Linked DNA regions of Homo sapiens: region 1 is linked to region 2. A link is a contact called in ENCODE Hi-C or POLR2A ChIA-PET data. All regions are on one chromosome and are shown on one strand. Each heading gives the region's core, a stretch centred on a gene start or an enhancer-like site at or near the end of the contact. The rest is flanking DNA. Distances are from core to core; before and after follow the strand shown. Region 1 has its middle 42 kb from the start of ACTR2. Region 2 overlaps RAB1A (RAB1A, member RAS oncogene family).

Region 1 (4,502 bases), core at 496-2,995, 83 kb before region 2:
CAAAAGAATGCATACAGTTTGATTCCATTTATATGACTTTCAACAACAGGCAAAACTAATCTATGCTGTTAGAAGTCAAGATAGTAGGGTAAGTAGTGAGTGGACAAGAGGGAGGTTTTGGGGAGATCTACTGGAATATGCTCTAACTTAATCTGGGTGATGATTACATTTGTTACGTAATGGGCTTATACATTTCTACAGTTTCATCTAGCTCTACAGTTGAGATGTGTGCATTTTATTACATATATGTTTACTAAGAAAGTGAAAAGACAATTCACGGAGAAATTTTTCTCCCTATTATTCATACATTGCATTTTCATCATTTGATAACATGAGTTGGGGATTATTTACAAAGAATGCTTTAGTTGTGAGGACATTCTAAGCCTAAAACTGGCAGAGACATTTCAAAAATGAAAATGTTATGTCTAAGGAAAAACAGCCCTCTTCCTTTGCTGCCTGTGACCGCTGTTACCACACTTCTCAGGTTCTCCTAAGCGAGCAGCGTGGCTTCCTGGGCTTCTACCAGAATTTACCAGCAGGGGTCAGCCCTGTACAAAACCCAGGCGCTTGAGCCTCCCGTGAATTGGAACTTGCTCTCTGGTTCTGTCAAGCCATTCTGGCCTTTTAGCTTTCTCACTTCACATTCCCAGCTACACTTCCTTCTGCTCTGTTACCACCACCCACTCCCGTGATCACAACATGGACCAGAAACTTCACAGCCTTCCTCACTCATTCAAACACGCTCTCCTCTCCTTCCGTGCTCTCAAGTAACCCCCGCAGCAACAGTCCTTTCAGCTTAGCAAGCTCTTCAGTCCAAGCCCTGCTGCTTTCTCTCCATCCTGCAGTCCCCTCCTCTCTTCACTCTCCCCTTTTCAACCCAGACATCACGGGTCATCAATGAAATCACTTTTGCAAACACCTCCAACTCTTTGACCATTCTAGGCCTCAGCTCCTAACCCCTTAGGATTTTCTGGCCGGGCGCGGTGGCTCACGTCTGTAATCCCAGCACTTTGGGAGGCCGAGGTGGGCGGATCATTTGAGGTCAGGGGTTCCAGACCAGCCTGGCCAACATGGTGAACCCCGTCTCTGCTAAAAATACAAAAATTAGCTGGGTGCGGTGGTGGGCGCCTGCAATCCCAGCTACTTGGGAGACAGGGGAATCGCTTGAACCCAGGAGGCAGACGTTGCAGTGAGCCGAGATTGCGCCACTGCAGCACTGCCGCTTGGGCAACAAGAGTAGAAAAAAAAAAAAGTTAAAAAAAAAAAAAGGATTTTCTGTTGCACTTGGGATAAAGTACAAAGCCCAATACAGAGCCCCCAAGGCCCTGAGTGACCCAACCTTGGGCTGGTATCTCTCCCACCATGACTCATGCACAGCACTCCCCTCTCCATGTTTTCCACTCTTCCCTCTCCCAGTGGAGAAAAAGTCATTTCCTCCAAGTCCACTCTCTCATTCTCTTTCCTAACAAGGGGTTTATTTCCTTCAAGACACAATATAAAACTTTATCATATTTGTATAATTGCGTATTTAATGTTTGTCTTCCGCTTGGGGCTGTGCACTCAACAGAAGCAGTGCCAAGCACTTGCTAGGTTCATAGAAGACACTTAAGTGTTTGTTGGCCAGGCGTGGGGGCTCACGCCTATAATCCCAGCACTTTGGGAGGCTGAGGCGGGCAGGTAGCTTGACCCCAGGAGTTTGAGACCAGCCTGAGCAACATGGCGAAACACCGCCTCTACAAATAATTGAAAAAATTAGCCGGGTGCGGCCAGGCGCGGCGGCTCACGCCTGTAATTCCAGCACGTGGGAGGCCGAGGCGGGTGGATCACAGGGTCAGGAGTTTGAGACCAGCCTGGCCAACATGGTGAAACCCCATCTCTACTAAAAATACAAAAATTAGCCGGGCGTGGTGGCACTCGTCTGTAGTCCCAGCTCCTCAGGAGGCTGAGAAGGGAGAATCGCTTAAACCTAGGAGGTGGAGGTTGCAGTGAGCAGAGATCATGCCACTGCACTCCAGCCAGGGCGACAGAGCCTCCAGAGCGAGACTCCGTCTCAAAAAAAAAAAAAATTATCCGGGTGCTACTCGGGAAGCTACTGTAACCCCCAGCTACTCAGGAAGCTGAGGTGGGAAGATCTCTGGAGCCTGGGCTGTTGAGGCTGCAGTGAGCTGAGATTGCGCCACTGCATTCCAGCCAGCCTGGGTGACAGACTGAGACCCTGTCTCAAAAAAAAAAAAAAAAAAAAAAAAAAAAAAGAAGAAAGAAAGAAAGAAAGAAGGAAATGTTTGTTGAATTAGAATGTCAATCTAGACCTTGACCCCACCAAGACAGAAGACAGGTGTAGTGCCCTCTGTTATTTAGAAAAATAATCGTAGTAGCACTTTACATTTGTATAGTATTTGTCTTTTCAAAGTACTTTAACATCTATTATCATAATAATAAAGATAGGTAAAAATAGGTTGCATACAATAGGTAAGTGCTATTTTCCCATTTGACAGGTTAAAAAAAAAATGAGTCACGAAGAAAGTTGGCTAAAATATCAGAGTAAGGACTAAAGCCAAAATCTCTAACCTACCCATTTGTACATCTTAATTAGTAAGTAAATATTCTGTCTTATGATCAAACTTGCAGTTGAGATAATAGCTTAATAGGTAAGTGTTCAGCCCTAGAGACATAATGTTCAGTTTCCAAACCCAGCTCCAGTACTTAACTTGCTGTGTGACCTGGCACAAGTTACCTAACTTCCCTGAGCTTCAGTTTCTCCATGCTTAAAGTGTGAATAATAATGCCTATCTGAGGTGGTTGTAGTGAGGTTATAAAGAGTATATTGCTAGGAGTGGTGGCTCATGCCTGTAATCCCAGCACTTTGGGAGCCCAAGGTGGGCGGATCACCTGAGGTCCCGTGTTCAAGACCAACCTGACCAACATGGAGAAACCTCGTTTCTACTAAAAATACAAAATTAGCCAGGTGCGGTGGCTCATGCCTGTAATCCCAGTACTTTGGGAGGCCGAGGCAGGCGGATCACCTGAGGTCAGGAGTTCGAGACCAGCCTGACCAACATGGAGAAACCCCATCTCTACTAAAAATACAAAATTAGCCGGGCGTAGTGATGCATGCCTGTAATCCCAGCTACTCAGGAGGCTGAGGCAGGAGAATAGCTTGAACCTGGGAGGCGGAGGTTGCGGTGAGCCGAGATCGCACTATTGCACTCCAGCCTGGGCAACAACAGCAAAACTCCATCTCAAAAAAAAAAAAATTAAGTAAATAAATAAAAATAATAAAAAATAAAAATACAAGATTAGCTGGGTGTGGTGGCGCATGCCTGTAATCCCAGCTACTCGAGAGGCTGAGGCAAGAGAATCACTTGAACCCGGGAGGCAGAGGTGGCAGTGAGCCAAGATGGCACCATTGCACTCCAGCCTGGGCAACAACAGCAAAACTCCATCTAAAAAAAAAAAAAAATGCTGTAATATTTTTCTCTCCTGCAATTATTAATATAAATATATAAGAATAATGACCCTTAATGAAACTTGTGAAGCAGATAAATCCATATTTAAATGGAGGTTTCCCTGGAAAGCTAACACAAATGATTAATAGGTTGCAATCTGTTAGAACAGACTAAAATGCTTTGTTTATTTACAATGAGGCCTCTTTCTCTATCTTTGTTATAATCTATTAACAGTTATTGCATGGCTACCTGAGGTGATGAATCTGCAGGAAAAATCTGTTAAAAGTACAATAAAAGCATTCTTCCCTATTCTAGTACTTTATAGAATTCAATAAACTATTAACAGCATAGGACAGAATGGTCTGTATCCTAATTAATGTTCAAGGATGCAAAGTAATGAGGTCCAGCCTTCCAGTTTTCATTTAAAAAACTACAAAGTTTTCTCTCATACCCATAGTCGACTTTTCAGAAGTGTTTGATTCCTTCCTTTTATTTAATTTTCAAAATAATGAGTTGGTTTTCTAGCATTCTCCAAAAATGACCAATGAGATTTTTAAAGTAGAATTTTGGACTTAATATTTACACCTTTTTTTTTTATACTTTAAGTTTTAGGGTAATGTGCACAATGTGCAGGCTAGTTACATATGTATACATGTGCCATGCTGGTGTGCTGCACCCATTAACTCGTCATGTAGCATTAGGTATATCTCCTAATGCTATCCCTCTCCCCTCCCCCCGCCCCACAACAGTCCCCAGAGTGTGATGTTCCCCTTCCTGTGTCCAGGCGTTCTCATTGTTCAATTCCCACCTATGAGTGAGAATATGCGGTGTTTGGTTTTTTGTTCCTGCGATAGTTTACTGAGAATGATGATTTCCAGTTTCATCCATGTCCCTACAAAGGACATGAACTCATCATTTTTTATGGCTGCATAGTATTCCATGGAATATTTACACCTATTTAATGTGTTTTCATTAATTACAGCTATTATTCTTATTGATGCTTAAAATGTCCCAACTCTGACTAGTGAGAATGTCTTCAAATTTCTCTAAGTCATG
Region 2 (5,118 bases), core at 538-3,037:
GTGATCTGTCAGAAGGGCTGTGGCTGTTTGCAGTTTTGGCTTAAGCCATGCATGGGCTTTATAGGAGATGTAGTCTTCACAGTGAGTTGTTATTTGTAGCTGTGTTTTTGTTTTTGTATAGCTTATAGCAATGCAGTGTGCTTTTTATTAACATCATTTTCTTTTTCTTTTTGCAGTGATTATTTATTCAAGTTACTTCTGATTGGCGACTCAGGGGTTGGAAAGTCTTGCCTTCTTCTTAGGTTTGCAGTAAGTTGAAATTGAAATGTCTTTACAATTAATGGTACAATTAATGCTATGTATGTTTTCTAGGTAGATAAAATTAAACAGTTTTATTCAGAATAAGTTAATTCTTCCAGAATTTATATATTTAAAGACTCCAAATATACATCCCCAGTGGTATCTTGGACTGTTAAATAGAAAAATATTGTTGCTCTTAAAAGAAATTCAGTGAAGTATGGTTATAAAGTCAGAATGTCTAATACTTTTGGTCAGAGTCAAACAGCAGTTCCAATATAGGCAGCAAGTTAAAGGGGTAGTTGGTGGCCTGTGTTGAAAGCGACTTGATGAAAATAAATCTTTAAATTAAACTTTAGTAGAATAAGAAGAAAAAGCAGAGCCAGGTGACGCAGTGGATCATGCCTGCAGTCTCAGCTACTCAGGGTGCTGAGGGTGGAAGGATCACTTGAGTCTAGGAGTTTTGAGACCAACCTGGACAACATAGCATGACTCTGTCTCTGAAAAAAAAAGTTAATAAAAGAAAAAGTAGGGTCTTGGACAAACTTCGTTGGCCAATGGCATAGTTCTAAATGCTGAAGCTGACAGATAAAGGACTTTTGACTTAACAGAATCCACAGTGTCCTTCATAGTCTTTATCAACTACCTTTAAATTTAGCATGTTTCCTGGCCAGGTGCGGTGGCTCACGCCTGTAATCCCAGCACTTTGGGAGGCCGAGACGGGCGGATCACAAGGTCAAGAGATCGAGACCATCCTGGCTAACACGGTGAAACCCCGTCTCTACTAAAAATACAAAAAATTAGCTGGGTGTGGTGCCACACGCCTGTAGTCCCAGCTACTCGGGAGGCTGAGGCAGGAGAATCGCTTGAACCCAGGAGGCGGAGGTTGCAGTGAGCTGAGATGGTGCCACTGCACTCCAGCCTGGCAACAGAGCAAGACTGTCTCAAAAAAAAAAGAAAAAAAATAAAAAAACAAATTAGCATGTTTCCCTTCTAGAGATCATTGTTTCTCAGAGCATGGACCAAAGACTCCTGGGGGTTACCAAGACCCTCTCAGGTAGCCCATGAGGTCAAAATATCCTAATAATACTAAGATGTTAGTATTTGTAAGGAAATATTTACTTGGTAATAATACTAATATAAAAGATGTTTGCGTTTTTCAGTGATGACATTGGCTCTGGTACAAAAGCATGTGGGTAAAATTGCTGCTGGCTTGGTACACATCAAGGCAGCGCTAAGCTCCAAATTGTACTCATGGTGATGGCATTCTTTACCTCTGTGCCCTCACAGGAACAAAAACAAGCCGTGCCATTTTTATTGAAGATTGTCCTTGACAAAACAGTTAAAATGATTAATTTTTGAAAAATGTTGATCCATGAGTATTCCTTTAAAAATATTTGTGAAGAAATGGGAAGTTCACATAAAACAATGTTTTTTTTTTTTTTTGAGACAGATTCTGGCTGTGTTGCCAAGGCTAGAGTGCAGTGGCGTCTGGCTCCCAGGCTCAAGCTGTTCTCCCACTTCAGCCTCCCAAGTGGCTGGGACCTCCCAAGTGGATGCGCCATCATGCCTGGCTGATTTTTGTATTTTTTTGTAGTGACAAGGTCTCACTGTGTTGCACAGGCTGCTCTCAAACTTCTGAGCTCAAGCGATGCATGTGCCTCAGCCTCCCAAAGTGCTGGAGAAAGCACTTTTTACTGCATACTGGCTAGTGTGTTGGTTATTTTGGAGAAAAGAAAAGCATTTGTAGTTTTTTGAGTTGTAAGCTGAGCTAACTGCTTTATTTTTTTCTGTGGAACACCATTTCTTTTTTTTTTTTTGAGATGGAATATTGCTTTGTTGCCCAGGCTGGAGTGCAGTGGCACAATCTCGGCTCACTGCAACCTCCGCTTCTCGGGTTCAAGCAATTCTTCTGCCGTAGCCTCCCAAGTAGCTGGGATTATAGGCACCTGCCACCAAGCCCAGCTAGTTTTTGTATTTTTAGTAGAGATGGGGTTTCACCATGTTGGCCAGGCTGGTCTCGAACTCCTGACTTCGTGATCCGCTTGTCTCAGCCTCCCAAAGTGCTGGGATTACAGGCGTGAACTACTGCACCTGGACATTTTTTTTTTTTTTTTTAACTTGAAAGAACAGCTAACAGACAGATTAGAACAGAATTGGCTATTTGACAGATTTTCTCAGATGAACTGTGATAGTCATTTCAAGGGAAGTAGCTGCAAGCATTTGTTGGCTGAAATAAAATTTAAGTTTATCATGGAAAATTAGAATTTGAAAAAACTTAGAGTTTACCACTTGACAGTATCCTAAATACATATGACTTTTCTGATGAGTGCCGATATTAATGAAGGTTATTTAAAAAATATTAAATAATGTATAATTCTTTTTATATAACAGTTAAAAATAAAACCATGAGTACTAGAATAAAACATAGGTGGCTCTTTAATCTTGGTTTGTGAAGGTATTTTTTAAAATAAGAAAAAAGCAAGAAATCACTGCTAAATTTGACTATTAAAATTAATTTATCACAGGCACAAAAATGTTAGAAAACTAATGGCAATAGCAAATATATATATATGAGGATTGGTATTCTCAACATATAAAGCACATTTGCACATCAACAAGAAAAGAATATTTCTCCTAATGGAAATAGTGGCAAATACATGAGCAGTCAGTTGAAAAAAGAAGTAATACAAATTGCTGGCTGGGTGTGGTGGGTCACGCCTGTAATCCCAGCATTTAGAGGCTGAGGCTGGCGGATCATCTGAGGTCAGGAGTTCGAGACCAGCCTGACCAACATGGAGAAACCCTGTCTCTACTAAAAATACAAAATTAGCCGGATGTGGTGGCGCATGCCTGTAATCCCAGCTACTTGGGAGGCTGAGGCAGGAGAATTGCTTGAACCCAGGAGGCGGAGGTTGTGGTGAGTCGAGATCGCACCATTGCACTCCAGCCTGGGCAACAAGAGCGAAACTCCATCTCAAAAAAAAAAAAAAAAAAAAAAAAGGAAGTAATACAAATTGCCAATAAATATGGAAAAAAAAAAAGGCTCAACTTTATTTGTAATTAAAGGCCTTTAAGTTAAACTTAGGTGTCATTTAATTTTTATTAAATTGGCAAATATTAAAATTAAGCATAATTCTTAAGCAACTCTCGGTAGGTGGGAAGAATCTAGCTGTAGCCTCAGGCGTTTGTGCCTCAAGGAAAACCCTCTCTGGGATGTCCATTGCTTGAAGTCAAAGGTTTTCCAATAATACCTGGAAACTATTTTTAAAATGCTGATCCCCATACCCTCAAAATATTAATAGAGACAATCGTGAGGACTATAATAAAGAAATGTGCAATAAGCTCTGGGGGCACAGAGGGAAGAATCTATTGGCTGAGGAGTTGAAGAAATTGTTTGGACACTCAGTATTGCCTGAGCTCAAAACTGAAGGATGAATAAATGCCACATGACCTTGGGGCTGGGGAGTAAGTAGGGTTATGCAGAGAGAGATAACTGAGGCTTTTGGGCAGACGAATAGTAACGGCTCAGGCATGGGAGTAAAGGTCATTTAGAGATTTACAAGAATTCAGCATTTCTTTCTTTTTCTTTTTTTTTTTGAGATGGAGTCTAGCTCTGTCATCCAGGCTGGAGTACAGTGGCATGATCTCAGCTCACTATAACTCCCACCTCCCGGGTTCAAGTGATTCTCATGCCTCAGCCTCCCGAGTAGCTGGTATTACAGGCGTGTACTACTGTGCCTGGCTAATTTTTGTATTTTTAGTAGAGATGGGGTTTCACCATGTTGGTCAGGCTGGTCTCCAACTCCTGAGCTCAAGTGATATGTGCACCTCTGCTCCCCAAAGTGCTGGGATTACAGGCGTGAGCCACTGTACCCGGCCAAGAATTCAGTATTTCTATCCAAGTACCTGGGGGATAGATGTGCTACATGAATATTTATTGCATTCATTTTGTTCTCTGCATTTTTTTTTTTTTTTTTTTGGTTTGAGATGGAGTCTCGCTCTGTCGCCCAGGCTGGAGTGCAGTCGTGCAATCTCGGCTCACTGCAGCCTCCACCTCATGGGTTCAAGCGATTCTCCATCTTGGTCTCCTGACTAGCTAGGTTTACAGGCGTGTGCCATCACACCCACTAATTTTTTGTATTTTTAGTAGAGACAGGGTTTCACCATGTTGGCCAGGCTGGTCTTGAACTCCTGATCTAAAGTGAGCCTCCCACCTTGGCCTCCCAAAGTGCTGGGATTACATATGTGAGCCACTGCGCCTGGCCTCTATATACTTCTATAGTACCTGATACTTATTAGGCACTCAATTACAACATAACTTTTTTTTTTTTTTTTTTTTTTTGAGACAGAGACATGCCTTGTCGCCTGGGCTGGAGTGCAGTGGCACAGTCTCGGCTCACTGCAACCTTCACCTCCCGGGTTCAAGTGATTCTCCTTCCTCAGCCTCCCGGGTAGCTGGGATTACAGGCGCCCGCCACCACGTCCAGCTAATTTTTTGTATTTTTAATAGAGATGAGGTTTCACCATCTTGGCCAGGCTGATCTCAAACTCCTGACCTTGTGATCCACTCACCTTGGCCTCCCAAAGTGCTGGTATTACAGGTGTGAGCCATCATGCCCGGCCCATATTTCTAAAAACATTTTCTTATAAAATGACATTGCCATTATCAACCTGCAAAATACAGTTTCCATTTGGTTGTTTTCTTGCTTAGTCTTTTAATCTAGAGTTTTATACCTTATCTTTTTTATTTATATATTTTTTATGTCATTGACTTTTTGCAGAAACTGAAGCACTTGTCCTGTAGATTGTCCAATATTCTAGATTTGTCATTTTGCTTCCTTGTGATGTCCTTATGCTTATTTGTTTGTCCCTCTTTCT

The links. A loop is a pair of places that touch in the nucleus more often than their neighbours do. ChIA-PET counts read pairs that join two places held with the same protein, here RNA polymerase II (POLR2A). Pooled maps may share reads with other maps.
Region 1: a pooled map shows a loop between it and region 2 (2.7-fold over the local background). The contact joins two enhancer-like sites. A Hi-C loop is called at or near these places in 1 of 168 maps with a recorded cell type or tissue (vagina) and 3 of 50 pooled maps. POLR2A ChIA-PET finds 5 or more read pairs at or near these places in 8 of 52 experiments (Caco-2, HepG2, PC-3 and 4 more).

The regions. Positions count from the first base shown.
Region 1 is chr2:65,183,479-65,187,980 of GRCh38, reverse strand. No RefSeq gene overlaps it. Among named protein-coding and RNA genes, the nearest start is that of ACTR2, 42 kb to the left of the region's middle. Within about 2 kb of position 1,745, at least 6 of the 41 ENCODE cell types and tissues checked have a DNase peak (open chromatin) inside an H3K27ac peak, as active enhancers do.
Region 2 is chr2:65,099,865-65,104,982 of GRCh38, reverse strand. It overlaps RAB1A (RAB1A, member RAS oncogene family), which reads left to right. Exons shown (of 6, transcript NM_004161.5): 2 at 177-249. Among named protein-coding and RNA genes, the nearest start is that of RAB1A, 28 kb to the left of the region's middle. Within about 2 kb of position 1,787, at least 4 of the 41 ENCODE cell types and tissues checked have a DNase peak (open chromatin) inside an H3K27ac peak, as active enhancers do.